Linked DNA regions of Mus musculus: region 2 is linked to region 1. Evidence: chromatin loops called from intact Hi-C (ENCODE). Cell type or tissue: gastrocnemius. All regions are shown on one strand.

Region 1 (8,000 bases):
TACTATTCTTTCCAGGCAGACTTTGTACGACAGGTACCCTTCAACACCTTCCTTTTGCAAGCATCCGAGTTCTACCTGTGCTTAACAGAAGAACTAAAAGTACCCACTTAGTGCTGTGCTCTACCATAGGCAGTTATTCTATTTTTAACACTATTCTATATTTAACTCCTCAAGCTGTTACAAATTAACTACTTGTAATTAACTTATCTATTTATTATCATTTATTTAATATCTGGCATATAAATGTACATTCACTTGTGATGGCTGTTTTAAAAACTGTAAGTTTTATATGTACCTTGTCTTCACTACATTAAGATTACTTAAGGATGGGAACTCTGCCATGCTAGGAGTATATTACTTAACCTTAGTAAAGTTCTTTATCTTCAAACAGTACAAATATATTGCCTTTCTTCCAGGGTTATAACAAGCATGAACTAAAGTACTTGTACAATCCTCAACACTGAGTTAAGTGTTGAAAATGGCACTGATAATTGTATCTATGTTCTAAGTGTGTAGTTTAATGGTAATGATATTGTTAGTGAATATGGTTACTAAATTAATACTTCATGTAACAATTTACTTATAAGTATAGTTTCAGTTCTGGATTTTAATCTGAGGTACAATTTTAAATTACAATTATTTAAATTAAGTTAAAAGTCCTATGAAGATTATTGTAAGCTAACATGTTTTAATTTAGGTTGTATTTTTTTATACAAGGGTTTATATAAATTCTCTCCCCACTAACACCTAATACTTAAATTTTAAACTTACTTTTCAAACATTAAGGATCTGAGGCACACTATAAAGAAGCTATAAAAATCTAAGTCATGTGTACTTATGTACATTATGGTTATTTTTCCAGTGATAGAAACAGAACCCAGATCCTCAGCTCTTAGACAAGCATTCCACTGAGTCATGCTCCTAACTCTACACCCTGTCTCAAATATCAAAATATGTGCTTTGTGTATCGCCGCTGATAAAAGGCAAAGCACGGACTACTAATGTTCCCTCTCACAGGGTTCCCAGAGAGCTTCTTTCAGGCTGGAGCTGCAGGTATTACCTATGTGATGATGACCAAGGAACTCTGAAGGAGTAGAGTCACATAACATCCCATCCAGTTCTTAAAGTGTGGTCCAACTAGACTCAAGAACCTAAAATTTAAACAACTTCAGTGTTTTCCCTTAGAAATGGTCTGCTCTCCCTGACACCAACTTAAACACTTTACTAACTACTGTAGAACTGCAGTGTAGCATAATGAGAAGCTCTGTAATGCTGGGTAGCCAGAGACTGACAGCTCGTTATAGCCGACCACCACTAGCTACAGTGGTAGACGTTTACTTTGCTACTGATTTTACATTTGACACAACATATGTTCTCTGCCTGACTCACTGAGATTACACATTTAGCCAACCCTGGGCTATTTTTATCTCTGTATTATGCTTAGTAACTTCTGGGTTAACCATTAATTTTCTGTAATTATTTCTGATTTTCTATAGTTTGGCTCTGGAAAAGCTTAAGTGGTTGCCTGTGGCACTATGGGAAGTGGTGTACCCTTGAGGAGGTGAGCACCATTGGGAGGCAGTCAGGTGATAAGCAGTGTGCCCTTACAGATAGCATGGGGACCCAGCCCCTCCCCTTTCCTGCCACTGTGAGGTTAAACAGCTCAGCTCTAACACATGGTCCTGATCACAGGCACAAAAGCAATGGAGCCAGGCAACCACACACCGAAACCCCAAACCACAAGCCACAACAATCCTTACCTCTGCACAAACTGCTTATCCCATGTATATTATCACAGCAATATAAAGCTGAACACATGCATTTAGCACATACAGTAAAAATTAAATAACTTTTCAAGTAAAATTCTCATGCATATGGACTATAAGATAGTAGTCAGCCATAATAATTATATTGCTTTCCATCTTTTAAAAATGCATGGATTATTAATCATTTGACTATGGTACTGCAGCTGTAGCCATGTAATAAAAGCCCAGATTCCACTACAGTTTAAATATTGGCAAAATTATTCATGACCTCATACCAAACATCAAGAGTGCTATTAAAGACATCGTAATGGATTAGAAGGTGAGCGACAGGCCAATGAGAGAGCATGCATGGGCTTGGGCACTGCATTGAAAGTGCAGCTAATTCAACACAGCTTACATCAGTCCTGCAACCTTTGCATCTGGCCTGTTACATCATAGTGTGCTGTTAGAGGAAACAACCTTCCACAAGCCATGGTCCCTCCATAGTACCTGCTCTTCTTAACGTGGACAGAGCCACTCGACTCCTCAGAGGACTGAAGACAGGAAAGAGCTAGAGGCTTGGGGACAGTGCTGATGCACAGTGCATCCAGAAGAGACTGGGAGTTTTCAGGGCCGAAGAGCCTGGCAAGCATTCAGAGAGGAGCGTCAGTGACAACTTGCAGTGTCCACAAAAGAATGCCCGCTTTCAGTCTACGGTCTGAGACATCTCCTTTAGGAGTGAGAAAGAGATGGGGAGGAGGGAGACAAAGACAAAGCAAAGCAGTGGGGAGGGTGAATAGAAGCACCGAGATTTCATTGTATTGTTTGGCTTGGCCGGATGGCACACACCTTTAATCCCAGTACTTGAGAGACAGAGTCAGGCCGATCTTCCTTTCTGTGAGTTTGATTTAAAACAGTCTGGTGTACAAAGTGAGTTCCTTGGACAGCTAGGGCTATGCAGAGAGACCTTTTCTCAAATACAAAAACAACTAAGGAAATTTTTATTACAGTCATGCAAGGCTAGCTTTCAAAAGCATTTAAGCCAGGCGTGGTGGCGCACGCCTTTAGTCCCAGCACTTGGGAGGCAGAGGCAGGCAGATTTCTGAGTTTAAGGCCAGCCTGATCTACAAAGTGAGTTCCAGGACAGCCAGGGCTATACAGAGGAATCCTGTCTCGAAAAACTAAAAACCAAAAACCAAAAACCAAAAAAAAAAAAAAAAAAAAAGCAAGCATTACACCTATAAATGTGAAATAGTATAGAAGCAAGGCACATAGAAGGGCTGTTTCACGGAATAATTAGGCTTTAATTCACCAATGTTGTGGAATACGATAGCATCATCAGAAATTTAATTTCTACCTGACTCAGCCTCAGCGACAACTGAAAGCTATAAACTCTAAAGTCTGTAGGAACATAATACATGATAGTGAGCACAACTGAGAGATACGAATAGTGGGAGCTGTGAAAATGGAGCCATGGCTGCTTTTCAAGAACATTCTCCAATCCTGTGGATTTACTCACAGCCTGTGTGACACGCATACGACACAAGGGGGAGCTCACTACAGAACCCAGCCTCTGAACACTGGAAGACGCTGGGACCACAGACATATACTGCACACATAATTCTACCTGGTTTTCGCAGCGAGAGCAGCAGACACAGTGGCAGCCGCATCACTGACGACTACAGCACTGTATCTAGTAGGAGGGGAGAAGGCAGGAAAGTTTCCAAAGCCTTCCAAAGCACCTTCTACAGTTCTTGTAGACCTGCTTACACTTGACAGGGAAAAAAAGACAGGGGGAAGAAAAAATGAAAGTAAGAAAAGACAGCAGAATAAACACAAGTCGGCACCTATTCTACATCAGTATTTAGACATGAAGGTGAGCCATGTAAAGGAATGACAGTTATTTAGGTCACTTACTAATTATATCCGAAATTTCAGACATTTAAATTTAATGCGTAAGCCTATGACTGTTTTTTCATCAAGCACAATGTAATGTCAACCACATTATATATCCCATATATCATATATATACATAGACAACCAAGAAGAAAATGAATCTGAAAATAAAAGCTGCGATTCTGTAAGCAGGGATAAGGGAATTTTTCTTAAAAAGTTTTTACATAAGACGAGCTGTCTGGGAGTAGACATATACCTAGTTCATGGCATTTTCATGAGATGTCTTAGAAGCAGAACTGCCTACATGTTCAGAAGCAACAGCATTTATTAACATGAACAGGAAATAACTTTAAAATAATATAGGGTTGAGCTATTCTGGGTGGTAAGAATCTATGGAAAAGTTAAACAGTTTTCAAGAATATAAATAATCAAATCATCTTCTCAGCAAAATCCCACAGTTCTATTTTGACTTAGCTGTGTAGGTTTTTAAATGAGATAAAATTTCATATTCAGAGGTGTCCTTATGACCTAAAATACTTATTTTTTTCTTTCTTTACAAATAGTAAAATATCTGGGAAAGAATTTACAGTCCATCACTATGAATGCAGGACTCTCAAAACTGGTGATCAAGATTTATTGAATTTTTTTCTATTTAAATAGGATAGTCTAAAAACATGGAGTGGGATTTTCTTCTTATCTTCCTCTATGGATTTAAGTTACTAATAATAACATCGCTATAGCACTGTAACTACTTTTTGGTTTAAAAAGTTGTGACAATGGCCACCTCCAACACGCGATGAGGCCAAGTCCACAAAGGTTATTAAGAACCTGCCTCCACTGATGTGATTACATGAATCACAGGAAGTCAGTTTTAACAGATCATATAGAAACAAAGGTGATCTGCATATCTCTAATCGGAACGTATGGCTATGTGTACCGCTTTCAGTGCAGTGAGGACATGTGAGTGAGCGCTAGGGTGAAGAGCAGGTACCAAGAGATTCAATGTGTGGGTCTCTCAGTCTCTCCTGTCTTTGAGTCAACGGTTACTATTGAGGGAAAGTGAATAAGAAATAGAAACCAGGTTTAAAATAATCAGCTAAAAATGTAACGGTAAGCCATTCTGTAGTCCAGGAAAAGAGGAAATTAATGAAGTTCTACCCTCCAATGGTTAAAAAAATAATAATAAATATGAAAGAACCATCAATGTCGTGCAGGTCCTTCTCTATCATCTAAGAACATGTCTGTCTGCAGCATGAGCTCTCTCTCTGCTTCTCTTCTTTCAGAGGTAAATGACTGAACTGAAGAGACTAAAGGCAAACTCAGGAAGTTAATTTAACATATCTCAAAGTGAATAAACAAAAGACACAGACTTCTTCATTCTGTATTAGAAGTTAAAAACTAAACCAATGCATAAATAGAATATAAAAGCAGACTAAAGCAGTGTTCTGAGGCTAAGCATGTTAATGACATTAGCTCCTCAATCCACAACTGTGCTCCCATTTTCAGTGAGTTTAGTAGTTACATTCATCACCAGCACTGAAATGGAAAAAGAACTCTACCTAGAGTAAGTGGCTGCTTCCTTAGAAACTATGGCTACTTGACTATGAACTTTTAACAGCTGGGGAGCTGCAGGTGGGTGTGGTCCGTTCTTAAGGGGGTCTTCCAGAGAACTGTAAAACCTAAGTTTTCAGAAGTAAAAAACAAAGCAAAGGAAAGATTAATGTAAAGTTGAGACTATGTTTACCAGGCATACTGTCATTTAAGTGTCAGTAATTCATATCTAGGAATACTCTAATTGGTTCTTACTTCTAGCTCTGTAGCTGCAAACCTAACCCTCAGCACCCAATATAGGCTATTCTCCCAAATCACTCACCATGGCTAAACCCATGTGATAATATAGGCTATTCTCCTAAATCACTCACCATGGCTAAACCCATGTGATAATATAGGCTGTTCTCCCAAATCACTCACCATGGCTAAACCCATGTGATAATATAGGCTATTCTTCCAAATCACTCACCATGGCTAAACCCATATGATAATATAGGCTGTTCTCCCAAATCACTCACCATGGCTAAACCCATATGATAATATAGGCTGTTCTCCCAAATCACTCAACATGGCTAAACCATGTGATAACAGATGATGCTTAAAGGGAAAGGTGGCCGGAAAGTCCCATTCACTGATTACACGGCTTTGAATTACTTAAAAAAAAACTCCAAGAACTTAATAAGGTGTCAACATTTCACATATGATACAAGGAATACATGGAATACAATACATGGGATTTGGACCACCTCTGTCTGCCCTTACTGTGTGCACTGGTTTGGGTAGGTACTGCATTGTTGTAGAACTGAAAGCATAGGGACGGTATAAATGGTGATGTATATAAAGGAAGTAGTGTATCTAGTCATACAGCCAACAGTTGCAAGCAGCTGTGGGGAATTTTTTTATGTAATTAAACTTTTTATAATAACACTTCCATACAATGTATTTTATTGATATTCTCAATTGCTACACATCCCCTTTTAACACTCTACAATTTATATAAATACTTGTTATAAAGATGTTCTTTGATCAAAGTCCCCCAAGTATCTCCTTGTACTCCTCTTTCCCAAATCTCTCTCCTGTTTCCATGTTCTGTTGTCATTGACTTTTCATTCTTTTTAAAATGTATCTATGCCAATTTTTCTTTAGCCTGCAACATTAAATTCAGAAGAAATATTAGCAGGTAAAGAAAAGATGAAAACACAAAACGTTGGTTTCAAAGCAAGCAAGCACCAAATATAACATTGGGAAGATTTACAAGAAAAATACAAAATTGCCCATTTTCTTAAAAACCCATATATGGAAAAAATAGAATTGGTCAGCCATATTTCACTGATTCTTATATGGAAAATGTAAATGTAAGGTAAATAAACAGAAGAGGAGCGCTTGTATTGCTCCTTATTTAAAATTGATCATCTCTGTAAAAATTGCAACAACCTGAGAAACTGCCATATAGAGTTAAAGTACCATGAGAGGTAGAGGCAAAGCTAGACAAAAGTATACAGCACAAGTTAGTAACCTAGAGCCCAGCGACCATAACCAGCCACCAACTTATTTTACAAAGACTACAAACTAAAAATACTTTCCATATTTTTACAAAACTAAGAATATTTCCCATGATTTCCCTCATGCAAAGTACATAGCATATTTTGGTACATATACATAAAGTTTTATTGGGACACTATTAAGCTCATTCATTTATGTATATATGTCTATTAATAGTATGTGGAGAGTTGAGTAATTATGGCACACTAAATTACCCACAAAATTCAATGTGTTTGTGATCTGGACATTAATAAGCCAGAAAGGAAAAAAGAGAAGAGAGGGAGAGGGGGAGGGGGAGGGGGAGGGGGAGGAGGAGAAAAAAGAAAAAGAAAAAAAAAAGAAAAAGAAAAAGAAAAAGAAGAAGAAAAAGAAAGAAAAGGGGTGTAAAGGTGCTGAGCTGGTGAGCTTTGTCCCAGAGAAAGAGAATAGCGCATACCTTTTGTACTGTTATGTTAGGTTTTGTGTGTCAACTAGACACAGCTGGAGTTATCACAAAGAAAGGAGCCTCCTTTGAGGAAATGCCTCCATGAGATCCAACTGTAAGGCATTTTCTCAGTGAAACAAGGGTGAGAGGGCCCATTGTGGGCAGTGCCATCTCTGGGCTGGAAGAAGCAGGCTGAGCAAGCCAGGAGAAGCAAGCCAGTAAGGAACATCCCTCCATGGCCTCTGCATCAGCTCCTGCTTCCTGACCTGCTTGAGTTCCAGTCCTGACTTCTTTTGGTGATGAGCAGAGATGTGGAAGTTTCCTCCCCAGCTTGCTTCTTGGTCATGATGTTTGTGCAGGAATAGAACCCTTGCCTAAGACAGCTATCATAATGCTCTTTAAAGTACAAGCCTTGAGACGTGTTGCTTAGATCTTCCAGCACCAATGTATGGGTAGCTGACTCTTCTAGCTGTTCTCCAGCATTCTCACTGAGTGCTTCCTCTCTCTAGCTTTCTATTTCTTCTTGAAACAGATCAAACTCTGCTACTTCTATGTTTCATTACATCTGAGTATCATACCTCACTTGATTAATTTCTAAGCATTCCTCTCACCTCAGTTTAAAGGAACCTCCTCTGTGATATTGTCACTACTACATGTGTTCATAACACTTCTGTCTTCTTGCATGCAATGTCTTATTATTATATTGTACTATTTGTGATTAATTTGTTTAAAGTCAAGACTCTCACTAAACAAAAAATTTCTTGAAATCAGAAACCATAATATAGACGGATACAAAATTAAATATAATACTTATCGTAAGTTAAATATTTACTGACTGAATT
Region 2 (8,000 bases), 190 kb after region 1:
AACCTGGTTGAAGTCTTTACCTTTGCTGTAAATCTGATTTTACTAAATTTGTGTTTTACAGACTCTGGAACTCCATAAACAGAAAGGATATAAAACGAGAGAAAGCTTGACACCCCATAATATTATTATTATTATTATTATTAATTATTACCACTTTTTGAGGTAGAGGCTCACACTCGGCTTATTCTGGAACTATATAGCTCTGGCTGGCTTTGAACTTATGGTAAATCTTTTTAACCTTAGCTCCCACCCAGGTAGGATGCTACATCCTTGCATAGCTTTCAGGGATTTGGCCTGACTGGGTGGGGAGAGGGAATAAAGACACATGCATTTTCTCTCTCTCTCTCTCTCTCTCTCTCTCTCTCTCTCACACACACACACACACACACACACACACACACACACACAGTGGGGTTGGGCGGTCTAGGGAAACCCTAGCCCCTTGGATTTCAACATGTTTATCATACAGAGTTGAATAGGGAGGTGGGTTATTGTATACAGCTGGACATGAAGGCAGGGTTATTGCATACATGTAAAACAAGGTAGCAGGGCTTAAGGCTATGGCTGGATCAAGGAGGTAGGTTTAGCTTCTCTCTTTAGGAGTAGTCTTTGTAGGCTCGAAGTCTTCAGGCTGTGCTGTGGAAGGAAGAGAGAAAGCTGTAGTGGATATTTTATGCACAAGCTATCAACATCTGCACATGGACCAAAGGAAGGCTCTGCCATCCCTCCAAGACTCATTCTGGGGTGGGGGAAGGCTTTGCCACTTCCCATGGGTCTGTGGCTAGGGTCATTGATGTAGTCCACACCAAACAATACACATTCACTCAGGACTTCATTAACACAGGGCTTCCTATAGTGGGATTTTAAGCGTGAGCCATCAGGCCTGGCTCTAAAGGCATCTTCTAATGACTGAAGTTTTTGGAAAATGAGTGAATGGTAGTGGGAAGTTAGAGAATGAATGAATGAATGAATGAGTGAGTGAGTGAATGAGTGAGTGAATGTTTGTATGAATGGATGGATGATTGAAATGTGACTAGATGGTCATCACTCATGACACAGTTTCCATACCTGGTCTGAATGGAACTCTATGTTCGGTACTTACAGAGCGGTAAGTCTTTATTTTCATCTCTCACTCACGTCTCGTGGGAAGGACTGGGATCTGTTTCTGGTTTTCACTTAGCATAGACCGATTGGCACTCGGTTGTGAACTTCTGTTTAGTTGCTGAACTGCACCTGCCAGTACAGCCCTTCTAGGAAGGAGCCTCCTGTGAATCAAAAGCAAAGGAGTATTTATTGCTCACAGGTCCTGAGCTCAGGGGCTGTCTTGCTTCTGCCTGGAGTACTTGTAATTAGTAACTCTTTGAGCAAGAAAAGTCATTAAGGATGGGTGTAGTCAGACGTTTAGATTCGGATCTTACTTTGTCACTTGCAAGCTCTGGACCTTGATTAGGTTCATCTGAGCCAGACTCCACGTCTAGAAAATTCATCTTTTCCGTGGTCTGAGCACCTGTGGTGGGGCAATGCTTAATACTCAGCAACAGACTGTGATCTAGGAACAAAGGCACTGCGGCTGGGGAGCTCCATAAACCTCCCACCAACAGCTCCGCCTTTCCGTATTTAGACAGCATCCTATGTGATCATGGTTATGAAGTTGAGCGGAGAACAAGGAGAAGATGGACTGGCAGTCAGGTATTCAATGGCTCTTGTTGTGTCTGGCTACAAAAGGAGCCCTTATCTTCTCCTCACACCTCTATAGCTCGGGGTTTATAGTTATGGAAATCCCCATGAGAAGTCACTTTTCAGTCTGGAAGAGTTTTGATTCTAGGGAAGGCAGAGGCGTCTATCTCGGAGATGGTAACTTTGAAGAACCCTTAATAGCTCTTAATGCACGGCGCGGTGATAATTAGTAACAGCATTGTCACAACAAACAAATGAACACACGTTCAGTGAGTTTTGAGTTACTCGTAAAAGTTTCCATAAACCCTCCATTGTAGGGAAAAAAAAAGAGTTTGAAAGTTAGTTTCCCGCTGTGGGTACTAAGATGTCTAGGCAGCGTTGTGACAACGTCTTTATGGAGTAGCACGCACTGGAACATGTTATTCCATAGGTGACTGCCACACGGAAGAATTCAAGTAGCCACAAAGAGGAAACCTGCACACACATTTGCACAGCTCGCGCCCTCTAGTGGTTTCTAGATGTAATAACATTGGCTCATAGGAAATGTAGTGAAATGCCTTTACTTACCTTCTGCAACTTCTGATATACCTCTTCAATTTTGTTTCCATGGCCTTTTGGCTCACTCCCTGTGTACTGGTCAGTTCATGTCAACTTGACACAAACTAGAGTCATCATAGAGGAGGGAGCCTCAGTTGAGAACATACCTGTAAGGCATTCTCTTAATTAGTGATTAAAAGGGAAGGAGCCAGCCCATTGTGGGTGGTGCCACCCCTGGGCTGTTGGTACTGCGTTTTTTGTTGTTGTTGTTGTTGTTGTTTTTTTATTACTTATTTTCCTCAATTACATTTCCAATGCTATCCCAAACGTCCCCCACACCCCCCCCCCCACTCCCCTACCCACCCATTCCCATTTTTTGGCCCTGGCATTCCCCTGTACTGGGGCATATAAAGTTTGCCTGTCCAATGGGCCTCTCTTTCCAGTGATGGCCGACTAGGCCATCTTTTGATACATTTGCAGCTAGAGTCAAGAGCTCCGGGGTACTGGTTAGTTCATAATGTTGTTCCACCGATAGGGTTGCAGATCTCTTTAGCTCCTTGGGTACTTTCTCTAGCTCCTCCATTGGGGGCCCTGTGATCCATCCAATAGCTGACTGTGAGCATCCACTTCTGTGTTTGCTAGGCCCCAGCCTAGTCTCACAAGAGACAGCTATTTTACGGTCCTTGCAACAAACGCTTGCTAGTGTATGCAATGGTGTCATCGTTTGGAGGCTAATTATGGGATGGATCCCTGGATATGGCAGTCTCTAGATGGGCCATCCTTTTGTCTCAGCTCCAAACTTTGTCTCTGTAACTCCTTCCATGGGTGATTGTTTCCAATTCTAAGAAGGGGCAAAGTGTCCACACTTTGGTCTTCGTTCTTCTTCAGTTTCATGTGTTTTGCAAATTGGTACTGCGTTTTATAAGCAGACTGAGCAAGTCACATGAGCAAGTCAGAAAGCAGCGCCTCTCCATGCTCTGTTTGAGTTCCTCTCCTGACTCCCTTCGATGGTGGGCTACTATGCAGAAGTGTAAGCTGAAATAACCCTTTCTTCTCTGATTCACTTTTGGTCACGGTGTTTCATCATAGCAATAGAAACCCTAACTAGGACAGGTTCAGAATTTTCATTCTTGCTCACTGAACAGGCATTCAAAACAAGAATGGACCTATGTATAGTATTGTTGTGTATAAATACATAAGTATTTTAATCTTGTCTTTAAAATGTGTTTTCTAGCTTTTATTATGTTAATCGTTCTTGAGGTCCAAAGTTGGCTTTTGCTGTAGAAAATTTCACTTTTTTTTGAAAAGATACTCAGTATTTGTTGATACATATATAAATTTTTAAACAGGTTCACATCTTTACTGGTTTGCACAGCTTCTTTCAGATGGAAGCCAGCTTTCTTTGGTTGTGTAGCGCCCTCTGCTGGACATCCACAAAACAGTTCTTTCAGTTTTGCAGGATGATTGTTTAATCAATTACCTCAATTAACAGACATCCACTCCACGCCAAGCACCAGGTTCTGACTGTCCCCGGTCTTGTGGACTGCTCTCTTATGGGGACAATTCCTTTTCTTTAAATAATTCCTAGTTATGTTTCAGGACTCACAGAAATAATAAGGACAAAGTCTTCCCTAAGCTGCCATCAGAGTTGCTCGGTTTCTTCCCAACTCTATCTGGAGTGTAGAGGACTTCAGTCTGAAGCTGAGGTTACACAGCAGCCCACCACAGAGGACGAATACCTGGAGAATGCCTGCCTTGAACCTGATTCTAGGTCCCCGAGCACTGTCTGGAAACAGTGAAAAGCACTTTGTATTTCTCATCATGTCTTGAAAAAACTCCACATTTGAGGGTAGAATGAAGTTCTTAGAAGTAGTTCCTGAGATTTAGATTATTAGACCTTCCTAAATCACACTAGGGCTAAGTCTACCTGGGAAGGGCATACCCTTAATGCACAGTTTCACGAACTTATACGCACTAGCCCTTAACTTTAGGCACCATTAAATCACAGGCATGAATATAGTTAGAAGAGGTTTTCAGGTGTTACCGAACCATTGTATAAAAAGAGAGAACTGTCAAATGGGGGTATTTCACTAGGAAAGAACCCGACCCCAGAACAGTGATTTGAGGAAAAAGAATGACTATTGGGTCAAACACACACATAAATACACACACACACACACACACACACACACACACACACACACACACAGGTGCAAATGCTAGCATATTTTTACAAGAAGATGCAGGGTGGCCATTGGTTTTATTAAACTTCAAGATGGAACTAAAGGAGCAGGCAGCAGTGGTCTGTCCTTGTGTTATTTAAGAGAGAAAGTAGGTGGGCTGTGGAAGTCCTGCTTCTGCCTATTCGATTATTCATTGATTGATTAATTCAAGGTTATTGATGTTATAGTGATCACGATCTATAGACACTTTTCAGAAACTTTTTACAGTATTAAAGGAAAGGATGTATGGAGAGTGCTTGCTGTCCGTTTATATTGCATTGCATGGAGCCAGAAAATAGAGTTAAAATGTGGTATAAGGAGTGTGTTCATCAGCTCTGAGGCCTGAGGTAAATGAAGGATGAGTGCAGGTTCAGTGCAGTTTCCACGGAGGGAGACGATGGGTCCGTGGGAGATGGTGGGTCCGTGGGAGACGATGGGCCCATGGGAGACGATGGGTCCGTGGGAGACGATGGAGAAGATGGATCCGTGGTGAGGTCAGATGTTTGAACAACACTCTCGGCAGCACAAGAACAAGGTCCTCGGGTAGTTAGGAGAGGTTCCTTACGGCAAAAGGAAGTAAACCTGAGTCACAAGATTTTCTCTGTCCAATTACATTAGGGCAGCAGGAGGCCTGTGATTGGAAAGGGAAAAGGGAGGCAGAATAAGAGTTGCAGAGACAGCGGGAAACTAACTTTCAAACTCTTTTTCCCACATTGGAGGGTTTATGGAAAGTATTACAAGTAACTCAAAACTCACTGAAACGTGTTCATTTGCTGTGACAATGCTGTTACCACCATGCCGTGCATTAAGAGCTATTAAGAGTTCTTCAAAGTTACCATCTCCGAGGGAGACGCCTCTGCCTTCCCTAGAATCAAAACTCTTCCAGACTGAAAAGTGACTTCTCATGAAGATTTTCATAACAATAACCAGCCGCAGGTAGTTATGATACCATAAGGTTAGAATAATTGGACTAAAGCTTTTATCATTTTCAATTGGTTCTGAAATTATTGTACTGGCATTTTGTAAATTGATCATTTATTGATACATAAATCTCATTGGCTAATTATAAGCTTCAAGAGTTTTGATTCAACCGGGTAAATGGATATTGTGATGGCCTGTCAGGGGTGGATGGTTGTAGCATGGACCTGGTCACAGAGATCCACCAAGAGAGCTCTGGCACAGAGAGATGGCCAAGTTGAGATCACCTGGCTGGAGCCATGTGGTCCACTGGTTGCTGGCGGTAGCACGGGAGGCCTGCCAGTTCTTTTTAAAATATTTCCTGCAATGAACCTGGACCTCCAGAGGTCACGCAGAAACAGGGTAGATGTGTTTGCAAATATAAACAAGTCTGGTGTGGCTAGAATTGAAGGAATCGGGAAAGCAGGAGATAAGATTGGTGAGACATGAGGATCTGGTGGGTACAAAACCAGTTTTCCCAGTGGAAAAGGAGCTGGGAGGGTTTGAGCAGAGGAGAGATGTAGTTTGTACTTTATACTTTAGAGGGTTCACTGTGCTGTCTTCCAAGTAACAGTGAAAGAGAAAATATTATACTGCAATAATGTATAAGAAAGGCAGTGGAAATGTTACTGTGTTCAATGGTGGAAGATCTTGATTCTGGGTATGTAGCAATAGGCTAGTCACACAGATTTGTCAAGAGTATAAGAGGAAAGGAGATGTTGAAATAAACTACCACTGTCATGTCCTGAGGAACAGGAAGAAATAAGTTAGCATTGAGATGTGAAGCGCTAGTGGAGGAGTACAGTGTGTGTGTGCCTTTGTGGTATGAATATTATAGTGTGTGTGTGTGTGTGTGTGTGTGTGTGTCTGTCTGTCTGTCTGTCTGTCTGTCTATAGGGACTGGAAAGAAAAGATCAGGGGCTCAGTTTGAGATAGCTGGGTGGAGTTGATTCTGTGCTGGATAGCCACAAATATAAAGTCATAAAGAATTAAATGTTTGCACCCCCAACACAATTTCTAAACATATTCAGCTTAATAATAAGTTGTTAAGATTTTGTATTGAATTTAACGTGGTGACAGAGAAAGAGGGAAAAGGTGACGGTGAAGATGGGGACAGTGTAGAGTTAGAAGGAATCCCTAGTCTTCCCTCTGTTTCTTCACTTTGACATTGCCACATTTCCCTTCAAAAGTTGTATATTTTGAATTATAAACTCAGTAAAGTAAGTAGGCAGGCATTGCAGTGAAAATGTAGAAGCAATTACATCAAGGGAGGGGTTTCTGGCCAGACAAACACATTATGTCATTGAGGGATCCCTCATATCACACATATCAGTTGCAGCTCGACCCCCAGGTATTCAGACACATCCAGCTTTACAAGTGAGATCTTAAACTCTGCCCAGAGATCCCAGCATACCAGGACCCCTCTGACCAGGGAAGCAGATTCCAGCCTAGCCAGAACCTGGGCATCTTCCGGCTTCCACCTGTGCCCACTCTGAGTAGAGACCTGATCCCACATAGCACAGTGGCAGCTGGACCCCACAGCTGGACTCCCCAGGATCACAGGATCACAGGAAAGGACAGGCCCCAGTCAGAGACAGGGAGGCCAGATAACACCAGAGATAACCAGATGGCAAGAGGCAAGCATAAGAACATAAGCAACAGAAACCAATTTGACTTGGCAACATCAGAACTCAGTTCTCCCACTACAGCACGTCCTGGATCCCCAAACACAACCTTAAAACAAGATTCAGAACTAAACTCTCATTTCATGAAGATGTTAGAGGACTTTAAGAAGGACATAAATAACTTCCTTAAAGAAAGGCAGAAGAACATAAATAAACAAGTAGAAGCCCTTAAAAAGGAAACACATAAATCCCTTAAAGAAGCACAGGAGAATACAATCAAACAGGTGAAGAAATTGAACAAAGCCCTCCAGGATCTAAAAATGGAAGTAGAAGCAATAAAGAAATCGCAAAGGGAGACGGTCCTGGAGATGGAAAGCCTAGGAAAGAGAACAGGAATCACAGATGTAAGCATCAGCAACAGAATACAAGAGATAGAAGAGAATCTCAGCGGCAGAAGATACAAGACATAGACACAACAGTCAAGGAAAATTCAAAAAGCAAAAAGCTCCTATCTCAAAACATTGAAGAAATCTAGGACACAATGAAAAGACCCAACCTGAGAATAATAGCTGTAGAAGAGAGTGAAGATTTCCAACTCAAAGGGCCAGCAAACATCTTCAACAAAATTATAGAAGAAAACTTTCCTAACGTAAAGAAAGAAATGCTCATAAACATACAAGAAGCCTACAGAACACCAAACAGATAGGACCAGAAAAGAAATTCCTCTCATCACATAATAATTAAAACACCAAAGGCACAAAGCAAAGAAAGAATATTGAAAGCAGTAAGGGAAGAAGGCCAAGTAACATATAAAGGCAGACTTGTCAGAATTACACAAGACTTCTCACCAGAGACTATAAAAGCCAGAAGAGCCTGAGCAGATGTCATACAGACCCTAAGAGATCAAAAATGCTAGCCCAGGCTACTATGCCCAAGAAGACTCACAATTATTATAGGTGGAGAAACCAAAGTTAAACAATAT

The links. Hi-C counts contacts between places; a loop is a spot of excess contacts. Peaks named below come from ENCODE experiments on the same cell type or tissue, not always from the same donor. Only the 100,000 strongest peaks of a DNase experiment are listed, where the experiment ranks them.
Region 2: a loop joins it to region 1, with 9 times the contacts of the local background. A loop is called at or near these places in 37 of 42 quality-filtered maps.

Annotation. Positions count from the first base shown.
Region 1 is chr3:142,279,597-142,287,596 of GRCm38, forward strand. All of the region lies in intron 7 of Pdlim5 (PDZ and LIM domain 5), which reads right to left. Among named protein-coding and RNA genes, the nearest start is that of Pdlim5, 110 kb to the right of the region's middle. In gastrocnemius, a CTCF peak has its summit at 3,295 (motif pointing right); a DNase peak (open chromatin) is centred at 3,295; H3K4me3 peaks cover 673 bases; H3K27ac peaks cover 272 bases.
Region 2 is chr3:142,472,441-142,480,440 of GRCm38, forward strand. No RefSeq gene overlaps it. Among named protein-coding and RNA genes, the nearest start is that of Gbp5, 20 kb to the right of the region's middle. In gastrocnemius, CTCF peaks have their summits at 2,185 (motif pointing left) and 3,644 (motif pointing left); a DNase peak (open chromatin) is centred at 3,643; H3K4me3 peaks cover 302 bases.